Regions from separate parts of the Homo sapiens genome. Here region 2 is linked to region 1. Evidence: chromatin loops called from intact Hi-C (ENCODE). Cell type or tissue: mammary epithelial cell. All regions are shown on one strand. Links, peaks and the distances in the headings refer to the core of each region. The heading gives the core; the rest is flanking DNA. Region 1 holds the start of CGB7 (chorionic gonadotropin subunit beta 7). Region 2 overlaps RUVBL2 (RuvB like AAA ATPase 2).

Evidence for each region. A loop is a pair of places that touch in the nucleus more often than their neighbours do. Peaks named below come from ENCODE experiments on the same cell type or tissue, not always from the same donor. Only the 100,000 strongest peaks of a DNase experiment are listed, where the experiment ranks them.
Region 2: a loop joins it to region 1, with 4 times the contacts of the local background. A loop is called at or near these places in 7 of 110 quality-filtered maps.

Annotation. Positions count from the first base shown.
Region 1 is chr19:49,050,767-49,060,342 of GRCh38, reverse strand. CGB7 (chorionic gonadotropin subunit beta 7) reads left to right here and starts at 2,594. Exons shown (of 5, transcript NM_001385261.1): 1 at 2,594-2,881; 2 at 3,095-3,222; 3 at 3,748-4,982; 4 at 5,335-5,502; 5 at 5,738-6,069. The coding sequence starts at 4,968. The coding sequence ends at 6,052. It also overlaps the pseudogene LOC100287489, the pseudogene LOC124904739 and a transcript of NTF4 not described here. RefSeq lists enhancers at 3,314-4,166, 4,167-5,020, 5,695-6,245. In mammary epithelial cell, for the core only: a CTCF peak has its summit at 4,116; DNase peaks (open chromatin) are centred at 2,532 and 4,092; H3K4me3 peaks cover 2,293 bases; H3K27ac peaks cover 1,545 bases.
Region 2 is chr19:48,996,202-49,005,777 of GRCh38, reverse strand. It overlaps RUVBL2 (RuvB like AAA ATPase 2), which reads right to left. Exons shown (of 15, transcript NM_006666.3): 2 at 6,405-6,459; 3 at 2,444-2,499; 4 at 1,360-1,501. Among named protein-coding and RNA genes, the nearest start is that of RUVBL2, 7.1 kb to the right of the region's middle. RefSeq lists enhancers at 951-1,450, 5,712-6,006. In mammary epithelial cell, for the core only: CTCF peaks have their summits at 5,849 (motif pointing left) and 7,597 (motif pointing left); a DNase peak (open chromatin) is centred at 5,834.

The DNA of each region.
Region 1 (9,576 bases), core at 882-8,881:
AAGAAAAAAATTTTGTCCAGCTTGAGTGGGGCATGAGTTTCTGACTAACTCATCGGCCCCCTGGCTAGGATCAGGGGGTCACTGTCCATTGAGAGCTGTTGAGTAGGGCCAGCAAAATCCAACAGAAAGGCCCCAGAAGCCTGAATGGGGGAGGAGGGGTAAGTGGGATCCTGGGCATGGCTGCAGAAAGTAGCCTCAGTTTTCCTTGTCTGCAGAATGGGCTGGTAGGATGAGATAATGGGGGTTGAGCAGTCAGAGGCCTTGACCAAAAGCTTTTTTTTTTTTTTTTTTTTTTTTTTTTTTTTTGAGATGGAGTCTCGCTCTGTCACCCAGGCTGGAGTGCAGTGGTGTGATCTGAGCTCACTGCAGCCTTCACCTCCCGGGTTGAAGTGATTCTTCTGCCTTAGTTGGGATTACAGGTGTGCGCCACCACGCCCGGCTACTTTTTGTATTTTTTGGTAGAGACAGGGTTTCGCCATGTTGGCCGGGCTGGTCTCAAACTCCTGACCTCAAGTGATCCGCATGCCTCGGCCTCCCAAAGTGCTGGGATTACGGGCATGAGCCACTGCGCCCGGTGATCAAAAGCTGTTTATAGTGAAGAAGTGACAAGGGAAGCCAGGGACAGACCACAGGCCTTCACAATAGCCCTTCACATGTTACCCATCGCCCCACCAACTCTCTCTCTCTCTCTCAGGTCCAGCTTTGAGCAAAGGACATAGGCAACTTCTCCCCGCATCTATACAGACCAGGCCCCTGGGCAGGGTGGGGCGTGGCTGCCTCAGTTTCTACGTCTCCTTGTTTTCCATCTGTGACTTTGGTCGTTTTTGCCACCTTCATCTCTGTCTCTAACTTCCAGTGTCTGTCGCCTCTGGGTAGTACTAATAGCTCCCTTTCCATCGTGGTCTCTTTCTTCCTCCCTGTCTCTCCCCTTTCTTGTTGTATTTATTCCTCACTCATCAAAGCCCATCTTTTTCGCTATGGTCCGGTGCACTTCTCTCTAGATCCCTTTCTCTTTCCCCACCCAGCCTACCCAGGTGGAAGTTTTCAACCAAATCAAAGGCAGGCAGGACAGCTGACACCAGCGCTGACTCCTTCAGCACGTGCGGGAAGGGTTGGGGAGCCCCGGGGACATCTGGAAATCGTTACCCCGAGGTGGGCAGGCCTGGCAGAGGGAGGAAGCAGCCAGGAGGTTCTGGACCCTGGAGCAAAGGGGGGTGTTTCTCATGGATGTCCTGAGGTGCTGGGGGCAGTGCAGGGGTCTCTGTCTGTATCTCTGACACCCCCAGGTCTCTGTCCTTCTTTCTGTGTCTCTGTCTCCCCCACCCCCTGGGTCTCTGAAATCCTGAACTTCTCCATCCCCTTCTGTCCGCCTCTTTCTGACTCTCCATCCCCCACTCCGTGTTTCTCTGTGCCCCTCTTGGAGTCCCTGTCTCTCTGTCTCTGGGTCTCTTAATCACTCCATCCATCCATGTGCCTGCAGGCCTTTCATTGGCTGGATTGGGGTGGGCGGGTTCTGTCACCTGGGGCAACAGCAACAAACCAGCTCCTGCTTGGCTACAGGGAGGGGGTGGAACCATGGCCAGTGGCACCCTGGCTGTGCGCTGTGGCCCCCCGTGGTCTTTCATCTCTGCAACCGAGATGCCTGAATCCTGGCCCAACTGGCATCTCACCAGCAGCTACGTTACCCATGGCATTATCCCACCCGTACCCTTCCCCCCGCCCACGGTGCAGGTGGGCAGACCCTAGGCTGAAGCCCTGCGGGGCCTGGGGACCCAGAAAGATGGGGGCTGAGAAAAGGGGATTGGGAGCTTGGACTCCTCTCTGAAGGAGGAGGGTCCTGGAGTCCTGGGTCTGAGAGAGGAGGCGCCAGGGAATTTGGATGCCAGGGACTGCAGAGGAAAGGGCTGGGGGCCGACTGGAAGAGGTCAGAGTTTGGGGTGGGGGGTGATAGGGACTCCTGAGTCTTTCTAGCTGATGTGCGGCGCCTTCTCTCCAGTCCACGGTCGCGGACCCTCTACCTCCGACTGCAAAGCAGGATTCTCGCATCTGGGCTTTCGACGAGGTCCTCAGCAGATGGGAGACAACCTCTGGCTCGGCCTACGTGCCCAAGACCCATGGCGGGCCCTGCGCCCAGCCCAGAGCCCCAGAGCCTGCAGACCCCACGCGGACTGTGGGGATCAAGGATTCAGGAGAAAAGGTAAGATTTGGGGAGCGCCGGAGTCTGCGGGGGACTGCATTTGAGTCCCCTGCTCCTTCACATGAGTCTCTGGGTTGCCTTTCCGCAGCTCAGACACCGCAGCTGAACCCTCCTACTGACCACAAAGTACCAGAGCAGCGAGACGAGGGCGCAGTACACTTGCTCTCCCGGCCCGGACGCGCGCGCCCCCAAATACGTCGGGCCCCAGCCCCTCACAACTCTCGGACCACCACCGCGGGGGGCCTTCCCAGGTGTCTGGGTGGAAGCCGGCGCTGGCGAGACCAGCGGAGCTCCGGGAGCCTGGGGCGGGGCCAGAAGGAAATCACAGCTTTGGGGCGTGGCTAAAGGATCTGGGGCGGGATCGGGAGGTTAGAGGAGCGGGAGGAAGGGCTGGGCATCCACGCCAGGCCAGAAGGACCAGGGGCTGGAAACTCGCCTTCAGGGCTCCTAAGCTGCTGCGGAGCTAGACGGCGGGCTGTGGGTGGGGAGGAGACTAGAATATTCTGAGACGTGGTAGGGTGGGAGTTAGGAGAGGTAACCTGGAGTTGTTGCCCAAGATGCAGCTCAGCTCCAGTGGCCACACCAAGAAGGCTTGAGACCGGGGGCAGAACCAGGGGGATTTTGTGGTGGCTGGGGGCCTGCATTTGAGTTCCTTGACCAGCAGGAGGGCTTGGATTTAGGGAGGTGAGGCTGGGAAGGGTTCGGGTATGAGAAAGGAAGCTGAAGTTCCCTGGCGTGGGTGGCAGGAAGGGCTCTGACCCTGGGGCGGGGTGTGAGGGCCGTGGCCGTCATGGCTGTCGAGGCCGAAGGAGAGGGATTCTGAACTCGGGACCCAGGACTTGGGATGGGGTATGAAATCTATGTCTTGGGTATGCCTCCTCCCCCAATCTTGCTCAGGCTCTAATCGCCTGCACGAAGAACCCCGCGCTGTCTGGCCCACCCTTCACAGTATCCGACCGGGGCGTCCTGAACCGCCGCCAGCTCTATCTGACCACCTCGGCGCGGGACTTTCGGTTCTATCCCAAGTAAGCCGGGCTCTCGCTCGGCACCGCCTCCTGCACAGCCCCCGCCATGGCCGGTGCACGCCGAGCCCCTGGGCTGGCTCCCATTCCCTGACCGGTGGTCTCAGTCTCGACTCCTATAGCAGCAACAACCACAGTTCAGACCCCAGCCCCTCCCTCTTTTAGCACCCAGGAGTCCTTAGTGTCACCTCCAGGAACCGCGGTAGGGACAGGAAGCCTGCACAGCGGCTCGAGGGGATTCTGGATCTGAGGGCAGGGCCTCCTTCGGTACTTGAGCCCCCACATGCTCCTTCGCAAGGAAGCGAAAGCCCCCGTTTCCTTCCCTAGGATGCGAAAGCTCAGCTTCCAGGACGTTAAGTACCTCGAGGACCCAGGAACGCAGGCAACGCGTGCCCGGTCGCGTCCTTCCTAAGGGGTGCTCGCCTGGAAATGCAGGAGTTTGAATGTGCAGACTCCTTAGATCCCGAGGTCTGAAACTCGTCCCCAAGGATCCAGCTGTATCCTCACCATCCCGCCCTGCTCCCACAGGACGGAGCCGTCCGGATACCCCCGCAAGGACTACCTGACCTACTGGAGCTTAGAAGAGACGCCCCAACTCTGGAGTCACGACCCGCAGCGGCAGCCCTGTCTCTGCTCTTCCAGGCCGCCTCGAGCGCCGCACGGCGGGCCATGTCTCCGGCTCAGGAAACCTACAGCTCCTCGCCGCACCCGCTCCGCCGGCTCGACCGCTTCCGCCCGCTGGAGGCGACTTGGGGTGGCCCCCACTGGAAGCCCCTGCCGGGCATACACAGCGTCCCGAAAGCCTACAGCACCGAGAACTCCCGCTCAGGCCGCTGTAAGCCGGGGCTAGTGGGAGCCTGCCGGGCCAGCCCCACCCCAGACACGCCCCCTGGCGTGGGGGCGGAGCAGAGCTCTGGGCAGCCGCTCACTACGCGGTGTCGGACCTAGGTGGGCTCGCACTCATTAAGTCTATCCGCAGTGTGGGGACAGGACTAGCCCAGACACGCCCACTCAGCTGCGGCTGGATCGCGGGGAAGGGACTAAGTCCAGACAATGTCCTCCGAGGCTGCGGCCCCGCGGGCAGGACACACCTCCTGCGGGCCTATTCAATAATCAGTTAAATCACCTGAAGCACACGCATTTCCGGGGACCGCTCCGGGCATCCTGGCTTGAGGGTAGGGTGGGCGGAGGTTCCTAAGGGAGAGGTGGGGCTCGGGCTGAATCCCTCGTTGGGGGGCATCTGGGTCAAGTGGCTTCCCTGGCAGCACAGTCACGGGGAGACCCTCTCTCACTGGGCAGAAGCTAAGTCCGAAGCCGCGCCCCTCCTGTTAGGTTGGACTGTGGTGCAGGAATGGCTCAAGTAGAGGAGGGTTGAGGCTTCAGTCCAGCACCTTTCTCGGGTCACGGCCTCCTCCTGGTTCCCAAGACCCCACCATAGGCAGAGGCAGGCCTTCCTACACCCTACTCTCTGTGCCTCCAGCCTCGACTAGTCCCTAGCACTCGACGACTGAGTCTCAGAGGTCACTTCACCGTGGTCTCCGCCTCATCCTTGGCGCTAGACCACTGAGGGGAGAGGACTGGGGTGCTCCGCTGAGCCACTCCTGTGCCTCCCTGGCCTTGTCTACTTCTCGCCCCCCGAAGGGTTAGTGTCCAGCTCACTCCAGCATCCTACAACCTCCTGGTGGCCTTGACGCCCCCACAAACCCGAGGTATAAAGCCAGGTACACCAGGCAGGGGACGCACCAAGGATGGAGATGTTCCAGGTAAGACTGCAGGGCCCCTGGGCACCTTCCACCTCCTTCCAGGCCATCACTGGCATGAGAAGGGGCAGACCAGTGTGAGCTGTGGAAGGACGCCTCTTTCTGGAGGAGCGTGACCCCCAATAAGCTTCACGTGGGGCAGTTCCTGAGGGTGGGGATCTGAAATGTTGGGGCATCTCAGGTCCCTCGGGCTGTGGGGTGGGCTCTGAAAGGCAGGTGTCCGGGTGGTGGGTCCTGAATAGGAGATGCCGGGAAGGGTCTCTGGGTCTTTGTGGGTGGTGTACCCTGGGGGATGGGAAGGCCAGGGCTCAGGGCTGTGGTCTCAGGCCCGGGTGAAGCAGTGTCCTTGTCCCAGGGGCTGCTGCTGTTGCTGCTGCTGAGCATGGGCGGGACATGGGCATCCAGGGAGATGCTTCGGCCACGGTGCCGCCCCATCAATGCCACCCTGGCTGTGGAGAAGGAGGGCTGCCCCGTGTGCATCACCGTCAACACCACCATCTGTGCCGGCTACTGCCCCACCATGGTGAGCTGCCCGGGGCCCGGGCAGGTGCTGCCACCTCAGGGCCAGACCCACAGAGGCAGCGGGGGAGGAAGGGTGGTCTGCCTCTCTGGTCAGGGGCTGCGGAATGGGGTGTGGGAGGGCAGGAACAGAGGGCTTCCTGGACCCCTGAGTCTGAGACCTGTGGGGGCAGCTGGGGAGCTCAGCTGAGGCGCTGGCCCCAGGCACATGCTCATTCTCCCACTCACACGGCTTCCAGACCCGCGTGCTGCAGGGGGTCCTGCCGGCCCTGCCTCAGGTGGTGTGCAACTACCGCGATGTGCGCTTCGAGTCCATCCGGCTCCCTGGCTGCCCGCGCGGCGTGAACCCCGTGGTCTCCTACGCCGTGGCTCTCAGCTGTCAATGTGCACTCTGCCGCCGCAGCACCACTGACTGCGGGGGTCCCAAGGACCACCCCTTGACCTGTGATGACCCCCGCTTCCAGGCCTCCTCTTCCTCAAAGGCCCCTCCCCCCAGCCTTCCAAGTCCATCCCGACTCCCGGGGCCCTCAGACACCCCGATCCTCCCACAATAAAGGCTTCTCAATCCGCACTCTGGCGGTGTCTTTCTGTGGGCTCAGGGCAACCACACACACACAGGGTGGGTCCAGCTTCCAAACCATTTTATACAAAGTCACAGTATCAGAACTCTGGTAGAAAACAGGGTGGACGGCGGGGCGCGGTGGCTCACGCCTGTAATCCCACCACTTTGGGAGGCCGAGGCAGGCTGATCATGAGGTCAGGAGATCGAGACCATCCTGGCTAACACGGTGAAACCCCATCTCTACTAAAAATACGAAAACTTATCCCGGCTTGGTGGTGGGCGCTTGCAGTCCAAGCTACTTGGGAGGCTGTGGCAGGAGAATGGAGTGAACCTGGGAGGGGGAGCTTGCAGTGAGCCGAGATCACACCACTGCACTCCAGCCTGCATGACGGAGCGAGACTCCATCTCAAAAAAAAAAAAAAAGAAAGAAAGAAAGAAGGAAAGAAAGAAAAAGAAAAGAGAGTGAAGATGGGGGACGACATCCAGCTCAGGAGGTGTCCATGGTCTGGCCTTCTGTGGGGAGAAGGAAGGCCACATGATTGGTGTGGCCCAGGGGGCAGGGCCTCAGCCTCCTAAGCCGAGCTCCGTCTTCCTCCCTCTGACGTTGGCACTGGCAGTGCAGGTGTGGGGGGGGAGCGGCTTGGGGACTTGAATGGGATGAAGGGGCCGAGGGGGATGTCATCTCTTCCATTCTCCTTCATCCACTGCCTCTCCCTTCCCCTCCTCCCCCCTCCCCTCCGTCCATCTGCCTCCCATCCCAGCCAGGAGCCATCACCTAAGTAGAAAAGGGGCCTCTGGAAAGGGGGCGGGGCCTTGACTCTTGGGTACCCTGCACTTGAAGAGGAACTCTGGGAGGGGGTTGTTCAGGGATTTGGCCCCTTCCCCATCTGGCTGTATAACCTTCCTGTGCTTTTCTTCCCCTAGCCGGTTACCCCTCCCTCTCCTGAGATGTCAGGAAAGAGGGGGCCACCTGCGTCCTCCACAGTGGTCCCCGAAGCCTGGGGTTCCCAGCCCCAGAGCTCCGAGGTGGAAGAGTTGCTACAGCTCTGGTGACCACTGGTTGTTTCCCAGTCTTCTCCACGCCAACCTTTCCCAGAACCACAGGCTTCCAGAATGTTGTAGGGAAACTGCAAAATCCGCGCCTCCACCAGCCTCTCCCAGCGCCAGGTCAATTTCACACACAGGGAAACTGAAGCCTGCCTCAGAGGGGCAGCGTTTTACCTCCTTAGTGGCAGTTTTGAGGTGAATCAGGGTCTCCCTAGGATTCCAGGTTGTGGACTTTCTCTAAATTGTGGAATGTGGCCAGGCATGGTGGCTTGAGTCTGTAGTCCCAGCTACTCAGGAGCCACAGCAGGAGGATGGCTTGAGCCCAGGAGTTCAAGTGCAGTGGGGAAACATAGGGAGACCTCGTCTTAAAGCAATTTGTTTGGGGCCAGGCGTGGTGTCTCAGGCCTATAATCCCAGCACTCTGGGAGGCCAGGGCAGGAGTATCACTGGAGGTTGGGAGTTTGAGAACAGTCTGGCCAATGTCGTGAAACCGCATCTCTACTAAAAATACAAAAATTAGCTGGGCACGGTGGCAGGTGCTTTTAATTCCAGTTACTCAGAAGGCTGAGGCAGGAGAATCGCTTGAAACCAGGAGACAGGCGTTACAGTGAGCCGGGATTGTGCCACTGTACTCCAGCCTGGCCAGACAGAGTGAGACTCTGTTTCAAAAAAAAAAAAAAAAACAACAAAACAAAACAAACAAAAAAAAATTGGGCCGGGCGCAGTGGCTCATGCCTGTTATCCCAGCACTTTGGGAGGCCGAGGTGGGCAGATCACAAGGTCAGCAGATCAAGACCATCCTGGCTAACACGGGGAAACCCCGTCTCTACTAAAAAATACAATAAATTAGCCAGACGTGGTGGCAGGCCCCTGCAGTCCCAGCTACTCGGGAGGCTAAGGCAGGAGAATGGCTTGAACCCGGGAGGCAGAGCTTGCAGTGAGCCGAGATCGAGCCACTGCAGTCCAGTCTGGGTGAGAGAGTGAGACTCCATCTCAAAAAAAAAAAAAAAAAATTGGTTGGAACATCCTCCAAGATGCAAGACTCTCGGTTCCTCAGAGTTCTACGGGAAGGATGGCAGAATGCAGTTGCCCAGAGGTGAAGTCCCATCTCTGTCATTTGCTGCCTATGTGACCAGGCAAAAAGCATTAATTTCTCTGAGCCTGTATTTTACCCTCTGTTGCTATTGAGTAATTGTAGTTGGCTATTTTCTATTTTTATTTTTATTTCATCTTTTTTTTTTTTTTTTTTTTTGAGACGGAGTCTCGCCCTGTCACCCAGTCTGGAGTGCAGTGGCGCGCTCTTGGCTCACTGCACCTATGCTTCCCGGGTTCAAGCAATTCACCTGCCTCAGACTCCCGAGTAGCTGGGACTACAGGTGTGCACCACCACACCCAGCTAATTTTTGTAATTTTTTTAGTAGACACAGCGTTTCGCCACGTTGGCCAGGCTAGTCCCAAAGTCCTGACCTCAGGTGACGCACCCGCCTCGGCGTCCCATAGTGCTGGGATTGCAGGCAAGAGCCACTGTCCCCGGCCGAACAATTTTTATCTTTATTTTATGATTATTATTATTATTTTTTTAAGATGGAGCTTTGTTTTTGTTGCCCAAGCTGAAGTGCAATGGCGCGATCTTGGCTCACTTCAAACTCCGCCTCCTGGGATTAAGCGATTCTCCTGCCTCAGCCTCCCAAGTGGCTGGGATTATAAGCATGCAGCACCACGCCGGAGGATATTTTGTATTTTTAGTAGAGGTGCGGTTTCTCTATGTTGGTCAGGCTGGTCTGGAACTCCTCACCTCAGCTGATCCACCCACTGCAGCCTCCGACAATGCTGGGATTACAAGTGTGAGCCACCATGCCCGGCCTTATTTATTTATTTTTTTTGAGAGAGAGTCTCACTGTGTTGTCCAGGCCGAAGTGCAGTGACACGATCTTGGCTCACTGCAATCTCAGCCCTCCCGGGTTCAAGCGATTCTCCTGCCTCAGCCTCCCGAGTAGCTGAGATCACAGGCGTGCAGCACCAGGCCTGGCTAATTTTGGTATTATCAGTAGAGATGTTGTTTCACAGTGTTGGCCAGGCTGCTCTCGAACTCCTGACCTCAAGTCATCCACCCGCCTCAGCCTCCCAAAGTGCTGGGACTACAGGTGTGAGCCATAGTGCCTGACCTGTAGTTGTTGAATATTTATTATTAATCTACAAGTTGGGTGTGATGCAAGTCCTTTATATGGAGTCCCCCAAACTTCTAGAGCAAGGGCTTCCCCATAATCCTGGCAGGCAGGCCTCCCCTGGGGTTTCCAACTTCTGACCCCACTGAAGTGTTTATCCTCTTCTCTAATCCCAGCCTCCTTTTCCCTGTCTCCGTGTGCTGAGAGGTGCTCTGAGAGATGCTCCCGCTCCCCCAGGCTCCCTCTGCATCCCCCTCATTTTCTTCCTCCCCAGTGTGTCAATGGGGTCCTAACCCCACCCTCG
Region 2 (9,576 bases), core at 874-8,873, 55 kb after region 1:
TGTAATCCCAGCTACTTGGGAGGTTGAGGCAGGAGGATCACTTGAACCCAGGAGGCAGAGGTTGCAGTGAGCGAAGATCACACCACTGCACTCCAGCCTGAGCGACAGAGTGAAACTGTCTCAAAAAAAAAAAAAAATGAAGAAGAGTAGGAAAGCAGAAAGGATGGAGGGAAGGAAGTTACTGTGTGTGCCACATTCTGGGCCTGGACATGCTGTCCCCAGTGTCCGCCCAGGAGCCTCCTGGCCATCCTACTAGGCTTAGCTCAGGTATCCGCTTCTCTGGAAGCCTCTAGCAACAAATGCCACCACATGCCCCGTTTTCCTACCAAGGTCAGGAGCCTCCTCTGTCACATGCTACCTGCATTGTAACACATGTCGCCTTGGAAGGGATCGTGTCCATGACCACCTCCTCCAGACCAGGAGCTCTTTGAAGTCAGGCCTTGGTCTAACTCATCTATGGGTCCCCAGTGTCCAGTCCGAGCACCCCAACAGGCACTGCTTTATCTTCACTGAAGACCTGGCTGTTACTCTGATTCTCCCTGCCTGGCCCCAGCCTCAGCACAGAGGTGGGAGTGAGTGGGAAGAGCAGTGGGTTAGGAAAAGCTTCAATGGGGCAGAGATGCTGAAGTAGGGTTTTGAAGGATAAATAGGAGTTCAACAAGGAAGAAGAGGAACAGCTGGGAGTGAAAAGATCATAAACCACTAGCGGACTGCAACAAAGACTGCTGGGTGACTCCTCAATACCCACCTTCCCCTTCTTCCTTAGTTCTAGAACCCTCATTTTCTTTCCTGTTTTTTTTTTTTTAATTTTTTATTTTTACAACAACCTTTTGCCCAACAGAAGAATCCTCATTTTCTTAAGGCAAAAATGGTCCAAATTATGAAATTTTAAAAAACATTTAATGTGCCAGCCTCCCCTGAAGCAGAGTGTGATCATATGATTACATTCTAGTCAATGAGATAATGAGATATAAGCAGAAGCATGGAGGATTTCCAATGACTGTTTAAAGGAAGCCAACTCGAGGGGGTTCATCCTCATGGCAACTCCTTTCTTCCTGCTGCCTGGGTTATGAGTGGGAAGGCTGGAGCTCTGGCAGCCCTCTTGGAACATGGCGTCCTCTTGACTGGAACCAAGTGCAGAGGATGGTGAGGCAGGAAGATGGAAGACTTCCTGGAACTGCTTAATAAGCCCCAAATGGCCTACCTCTAGATTCTTCCATGGGCAAGAATGAATCCTGAGTGTTTAAGCCACTGCCATTTTGGGTCATCTGTTAAAGGCGGCTCATCCTGACCCTGACTTACACAGGAGGAGTTATTTAGCAGGAAACAGGAGAGTTCCTGCCCTGGGAGGTTTCTTACCCATGGCGATGGCCGTCTTCCCCGTGCCCGGCTGGCCAGCAATAAGGACTGCCCGACCGGCAATCTTCCCTTCCCGGATCATCTCCAGCACCACGCCAGCCGCCCGCCGTGCCGCCAGCTGACCCACCATGCCTTGCGAAGCCTGTGGGTGGGAGGCGCACATGAGGTGATTTCCTGTGGGGCTACCATGGCATTTCTACCACATCAGGAAGCTAGTGAGATGGAAGCAGACATTACTAGCTGGGACTTCTAGGAAAAGCCAAAAAAGCTTTCCCTGCTTTTTTTTTTTTTTTTTTTTTTTTTGAGACAAGATCTCGCTCTGTCACCCAGGCTGAAGTACAGTGGTACAATCATGGCTCACTGTAGCCTTGACCTCTAGGGATCAAGAGATCCTTCCACCTCAGCCTCTTGAGTAGCTGGGACCACAAATGTGCACCACCATGTCCAGCTAATTTTTAAAATTTTTTGTAGAAAGGAGGTGTCACTATGTTACCCAGGCTGGCCTCAAGCTCTTAGGCTCAAGCAATCTTCCCATCTCAGCCTCCCAAAGTATTGGGATTACAAGTGTGAGCCATTGCACCCAGTCTAACTTTTTTTTAAGGTGGCAAAGCAATTGCTACCCACTCCCAATTCTTTTTTTTTTTTTCCGAGATGTCACCCAGGCTGGAGGGCAGTGGCACAATCTCGGCTCATTGCAACCTCCACCTCCCAGGTTCAAGCAATTCTCCTGCCTTAGGCTCTTGAGTAGCTGGAATTACAGGCATGCACCACCATGCCCGGCTAATTTTTGTATTTTTAGTAGAGACAGGGTTTCACCATGTTGGTCAGGCTGGTCTTGACTCTGACTTCAGGTGATCCACCCACCTTGGCCTCCCAAAGTGCTGAGATTACAGGCATGAGCCACCACACCTAGCCTAATCAATTCTTTAGTACCAAGAAAACCCACATGTGGTTGAAGTTTATGGGTATGTAGCCAAAGGTCCAGAAGACCGTAACATAGTCCCCACACTCCCCAGGACCCTGGGTACCCACTACCCAAGACCTTCATGGAGAGGCCCTCACACCCCAGCCTCCTCTGCTCTACCTGCCGAGGCTCCAAGGCATCGTCCAGCCCCAGTCCCCGGATGTGGGAGTGGGCACCTACATGAAGGGAAAGAACAAAGACTCAGTTACTAGCCAGCTTGCTGCACATGTGGCCTGACCCCTCTGAGCCCTGGTTTCCTTCTTTGTCAAAGGGGTGGGTGGGAGTAGGGAGCAGGGGTTGGGGGAATGAAGGGGCACATGGAAAGGATATCCCAAATTGGCACCTCCCTAGGAAGATGGCTGAATGTGGTAAATGCTCAATGAACTGGAGCTGCTCTGAGGATGCATCCTAGTTAAACAAAAGTCACTGAGGCCTGATTAAGCACATAATTGTACTAAGATCTAACCACAAGGGCTAATGATCACAATTACTTCATGTTTATGGTTTACACAGCACCCACATGTTCTCAGTTTATTCCATATGATCCTGCAAAAAAAGAGCCCTGGCTGGGGCCGGGCGCAGTGGCTCCTGCCTATAATCCCAGCACTTTGGGAGGCCGAGGCGGGCGGATCACTGGAGGTCAGGAGTTCGAGACCAGCCTGGCCAACATGGTGAAACCCTGTCTCTACTAAAAATACAAAAATTAGCTGGGCATGGTGGCAGATGACTGTAATCCCAGCTTCTCAGGAGGCTGAGGCAGGAGAATTGCTTGAACCTGGGAGGCGGAGGTTGCAGTGAGCCAAGATTGTGCCACTGCATTCTAGCCTGGATGACAGAGCAAGACCTGTCTCAGTAAAACAAAATAAAATGAAACAAGAGCCCTGGCTGCTATCACCCTGAAAGCACTTCTGAGTATCAAAATGGCAACAGTCCCAGAACCTATTGATATGAATGGGGAGGGAGCTCAGAGAGGTTAGGTCCCATGCCCCAGCCACACAGCCAGCGAGAGGGGAAGATGGGATTCCCATGCTTTACATTAGATGAGGGTTGAGCAAACCTCAGCCTGGAGGCCAGCCACCTGTTTTTGCAAATAAAATTTTATTGGAGCTGGGTACGGTGGCTCACGCTTATAATCCCAGCACTTCGGGAGGCAGAGGCAAGCAGATCACCTGAGGTCAGGAGTTCGAGACTAGCCTGGCCAACATGGTGAAACCCCGTCTCTACTAAAAAATACAAAAATTAGCCTGGCGTGGTGGCATGCACCTGTAGTCTCAGATACTCGGGAGGCTGAGGCATGAGAGTCACTTAAACCAGGGAGGTGGAGGTTGCAGTGAACTGAGATCGCCCCACTGCACTCCAGCCTGGGCAACACAGTGAGACTCCATCTCAAAAAAAAAACAACAAAAAACCAACCAAAAAATCTTTGTATTGGAACACTGCCATTTATATACTGTCTGTGGCTGCCTTCGCACTGCAAGAGGAGAGTTGAGTAGTTTCAACAGAGGAAGGATTTACCATCTGACCCTTTAAGAAAGATTTGCTAGGGTCCAGGCGTGGTGGCTCACGCCTGTAATCCCAGCATTTTGGGAGGCCGAGGCAGGCGGATCACGAGGTCAGGAGATAGACACCATCCTGGCTAACACAGTGAAACCACGTCTCTACTAAAAATATAAAAAATTAGACGGCCGTGGTGTCAGGCGCCTGTAGTCCCAGCTACTCGGAAGGCTGACAGGAGAATGGTGTGAACCCGGGAGGTGGAGCTTGCAGTGAGCCAAGATTGCGCCACTGCACTCCAGCCTGGGGGACAGAATGAGACTCCGTCTCAAAAAAAAAAATAAAATAAAATAAGGAAAGATTTGCTGACCCCAGTGCTTGACTGTGAGCACCCCAAGGGAGGCTCCTGGGTGCAGCTAGTCTCTACTGGGTCCTCAGCTCACAAGCGGTGCTTGGCTCTTCATCCTTTTTTTTTTTTTTTAATTTTTTATTGTTTTTTGGCCAGGCGCGGTGGCTCATGCCTGTAATTCCAGCACTTTGGGAGGCCGAGGCGGGCGGATCACGAGGTCAGGAGATCGAGACCATCCTGGCTAACACGGGGAAACTCCATCTCTACTAAAAACGCAAAAAAATTAGCCGGGCATGGTGGCGGGCGCCTGTAGTCCCAGCTACTCGGGAGGCTGAGGCAGGAGAATGGCGTGAACCCGGGAGGCAGAGCTTGCAGTGAGCCGAGATTGCGCCACTGCACTCCAGCCTGGGCGACAGAGCGAGACTCCGTCTCCAAAAAAAAAAAAAAATGTTTTTATTTTTATTTTTTGAGAGAGCGTCTCACTCTGTCACCCAGGCTGGAGTGCATGGTGCAGTCACATCTCACCACATCCTGAACCTCCTTGGTTCAAGCAGTTCTCCCAAGTAGCTGGGACTCAGGCATGGACCACCACTGCCGGCTAATTTTTTTATTTTTTTTTTAGAGACAGGATCACACTATGTGACTCAGGCTGGTCTTGAACTCCTGATTCAAGCAATCCTCCTGACTCCACCTCTCAAAGTGCTAGGATTACAGGCGTGACCCATCATGCCCGGCCATACTTGGCACTTTTTGTTTGTTTTTGAGATGGAGTCACTCTGTCACCCAAGCTGGAGTGCAGTGGCACGATATTGGCTCACTGCAACCTCTGCCTCCCAGGTTCAAGCCATCCTCCCTAGTAGCTGGGACTATAGGCATGCACCACCATGCCTGGCTAATTTTTGTATTTTTAGTAGAGACAGGGTTTCACCATGTTGGCCAAGCTGGTCTCAAACTCCTGACTTCAGGTGATCCACCCGCCTCGGCCTCCCAAAGTGCTGGGATTACAGGCGTGAGCTACAGCACCCAGTCTCGGCACTTTTATTTATTTATTTATTGAGAGACAGAGTTTCACTCTTGTCACCCAGGCTGGAGTGCAATGGCATGATCTTGGCTCACTGCAACCTCCACCTCCTCGTTCAAGCAATTTTCCTGCCTCAGCCTCCCGAGTAGCTGGGATTACAGGCACGCGCCACCACGCCCAGCAAATTTTTGTATTTTTAGTAGAGACGAGGTTTCACCATGTTGGCCAGGCTGGTCTCAAATTCCTGACCTCAGGTGATCCGCCCACCTTGGCCTTCCAAAGTGCTGGAATTACAGGCATGAGCCACTGCACCCAGTGCCCCAGCACTTTTAATAGATGAAACAGTGTTGGCACACAGACCCAAAATGCTTTATATGAACTACCTTACTGAATCTTACATTAACTGATGAGGTAAACTATCTTAGCTTCGTCTTGCAGATAAGGAAACTGAGGCACAGAGAGGAACTAGTCCCTGGCCACATGGTGGGAAAGTGGCAGAGCTAAGCTCCAGGAATCCAGCACTGGGCTTCTAAAACCCATCTTCACAGCCAGAAGCCCTTACTGCCTTTCTCGGATGCCCTGAATCAGTGAGCCTGCTGCATGAATGAATGCGGTCACTTCCCTGCCGGTAAAGCTCTTTGTGAGAGCGCACCCTGCTGGCCTCACTGCGTCTCAACTTCCTGCTCTGTGTGAGCCGGGGCCAGTGATTTAGCTGTCCTGAAAATCAGTTCCCTCAGCTAACAGTTACAATATGCACCTCATGCGGCTACTGCGAGGGCTCCACAGGACGCAAACTCGTGCATTCAATGGTTATCTCTTGATCATCTGCTCTGTTAGGTCCTGTGCTAGGGACACAGCTAGGAATGACACGACCTCGTCCCTGCCCTCAGGGAACTCACCCCACAGTGTGTACTGGGTATACGAGGCCAAACCCAGTAAAGCACCCAGTAAATATCTATGACTTCCAGGCAAACATACCCGGGAACCCCACCAGGATAGCCAGGATAGCAGCCTGGTCCCCAGTGCATCATCTGACCCAACTCTGGAACTGAGGATCCTCCTCCCCCATTAGATAGGGCGAGTGGGGGAATGGTAGTGGGGGCACAGTTGGTGTGCAGGCCACCTCCCTCTCCATCTTAGGGGTCCTCAATAGGTTTGCTCTGTCAGGGCACATGGCAGGCAGGGCTTAGGTCCTATTCCTGACCCAACTCACTCACCGATTCGCTCAATCCTTGTTACATCACGGATCTCCGGGACTTTGGTTGTGGCTGTCTGGGGGTGCAAGAAGATGTGTCAGAGGACTAGTGTGGTCCCAGCTTTCACCAACCCCTCCTCTGTCCCTCCCATGAGATGGTCCTTTCCACTCCTTCCCCTCACAGGCAGGCGATGGGACAGGCACCAGTCACCCCCACCCCTCTTGCCTGTCACTGCCTAATGGCTGGTTGGTTGAGCCCCAGGAAGACAAGGACTGTCTGTCTCATCGACAGCTTGGTCCTCAGGGTCCAGCACATATTTGGTTATTTGGTGAATGAATGAAATCCTCCCTGTTTCTTTTTTTTTTTTTGAGATGAAGTCTCGCTCTGTCACCCAGGCTGGAGTGCAGTGGCCCAATCTCGGCTCACTGCAACCTCCGCCTCCTGGGTTCAAGAAATTCTCTGCCTCAGCCTCCTGACTAGCTGGGATTACAGGCGCGCATCAACACACCCGGCTAATTTTTGTATTTTTAGTAGAGATGGGGTTTTGCCATGTTGGCCAGGCTGGTCTCAAACTCCTGGCCTCAAGTGATACACCAGCCTTGGCCTCCCAGAGTGCTGGGATTATGGGCGTGAGCCACTGTGCCCGGCTAAGTCCTCCCCATTTCTTTTTTTTTTTTCTTATTTTTTGAGACGGAGTCTGCTCTGTCGCCCAGGTTGGAGTGCAGTGGCCCGATCTCAGCTCATTGCAACCTCCGCCTCCTGGGTTTAACCGATTCTCCCGCCTCAGCCTCCTGAGTAGCTGGGACTACAGGCGCACACCACCACACTTGGCTAATTTTTTTTGTATTTTTAATAGAGATGGGGTTTCGCCCATCTCTACTGGGGTTGGCCAGGCTGGTCTCGAACTCCTGACCTCAAGTGATCTGCCCACCAAGGCCTCCCAAAGTGCTGGGATTACAGGTGTGAACCACCGTGCCCAGACAAGTCCTCCCCATTTCTAATAACTGTGAGCTCCATAAGGACAGACACCAATGAGGAGCAGGCATGGAGCTGGACATGCTCTGGCCCCTGCTAATTTCCCAGCATCCCTTGTACCAGGCGGCCCCAGTTCTCAACCACCAGGCCTTGCACATGCTGGCCCCTGAGTCCAGACTGCTCTCCCTGCCCTCTCACTGAATTAGATCAAGTGCTGCCCCCTAGGGGAGGCCCTTTCTGTCCAACAGCCCTGCCAGGCTAGTTCTAGGACCTCTAGACATTCAGACAGATGAAAGGCCTCCCTGGGAGCCCGATCTCCCTGTGTGATCTCACATTCCCGAGGGAGATGGATGGATCAATATTCTCTGCTCCAGTGGACATGAGTCCCATGAAGGGCACGGCCTGTTCTCTCTTGTTCACCTCGGGACTCAATGTCTGTGGTTTGCTAAGTGATACTCTAAAGTGCTGAGCTCATTCAACAAGAATATACCGAGGCTTCCCATGTTGACAGTTCTCCACAGAGAGGAGCCAGCTACCACCCCTTCTCACATGGGGGAGGGAGGTGAGTAAACACCACCCGGGACAATTCAGGACCCCCCCAGAGGTCCACACAAAACATGGACACGAGTGTTCACGGCAGCACTATTCACAACAGCCAAAAGATAGAAACAACCCACATGTCCATCAGCTGATGAATGGCAAAATAAAACAGGGTCTATTTGTGCAAAGGAATATTATTCAGTCATAAAAAGGAATGGAGTTCTTTTTTCTTTTCTTTTTTTTTTTTTTTTGAGACATAGTCTCACTCTGTCACCTAGGCTGGAGTGCAATGGCGCAATCTTGGCTCACTACAACCTCTGCTTCCTGGGTTCAAGTGATTCTTCTGCCTCAGCCTCCCGAGTAGCTGGGATTACAGGTGTCCGCCACCACACCTGGCTAATATTTTTTTGTATTTTTTAGTAGAGATGGGGTTTCACCATGTTGGCCAGGCTGGTCTTGAACTCCTGACCTCAGGTGATCCACCTGCCTTGGCACCCCAAAGCGTTGGGGTTATAGGCGTGAGCCACCGCGCCCGGCCAGGAATGGAGTTCTGATACATGCTACAACGTGGATGAACTTTGAAAACATTATACTGACTGAAAGAAGCCACACACGAAAGACACATATGGTATGATTCCATCTATATGAAGTAGCCACAATAGGCAAATCCATATACAGAGAAAGATTAGTGGCTGCCTAGAACTGAAGATGGGAGGTATGGAAGGATTAGCGGTGACAGGTAAGAGGCATGGGGTTTCTTTTTGGGGTGACGACAATGTTCTAAAATTGACTGTGGAAATGGCTGCACAAGTCTGTGAATATACTAGAAAACACTGAGCTGTATACTTTAAATGGGTGAATTATGTAGTACGTGAATTCTATCTCAATAAAGCTATTAAGAAAAAAAAAAAACAACAGGCTGGGCGTAGTGGCTCCCACCTGTAATACCAGCACTTTGGGAGGCTGAAGCAGGCAAATCACTTGAGGTCAGGGGTTCGAGACCAGCCTGGCCAACATGGTGAAACCCTGTCTCTACTAAAAATACAAAAATTAGGTCAGGCACGGTGGCTCACGCCCGTAATCCCAGCACTTTGGGAGGTCAAGGCAGGTGGATCACTTGAGGTCAGGAGTTCGAGACTAGCCTGGCCAACATGGTGAAACCCAGTCTACACTAAAAATACAAAAAATTAGCCAGGCGTGGTGGCAGGTGCCTGTAATCCCAGGTACTTGGGAGGCTGAGGCAGGAGAATTGCTTGAACCCAGGAGGCGGAGGTTGTAGCGAGCAGAGATCGCGCCACTGCACTCCAGCCTGGGCATCAGAGCAAGACTCTATCACTAACACACACACACACACACACACACACACACACACACACAGATACAAAAATTAGCTGGGCGTGGTGACGCGCACCTGTAGTCCCAGCTACTCAGGAGGCTGAGGCAGGAGGATCATTTGAACATGGGAGAGAGGCAGAGGCTGCAGGGAGCCAAGATCACACCACTGCACTCCAGCCTGGGAGACAGAGTGAGACTCTGTCTTGAAAAAAAGAAAAAACAAAAAAACAATCCTGGATGGTGGATCTTTGCATGTCTGTTACATTATTTTCTGACACTTTGGAATAGTTCATAATTTCTAATAAGGAAAAGGAAGCCTAAGAAGCTAGCATGCTAACCGAGG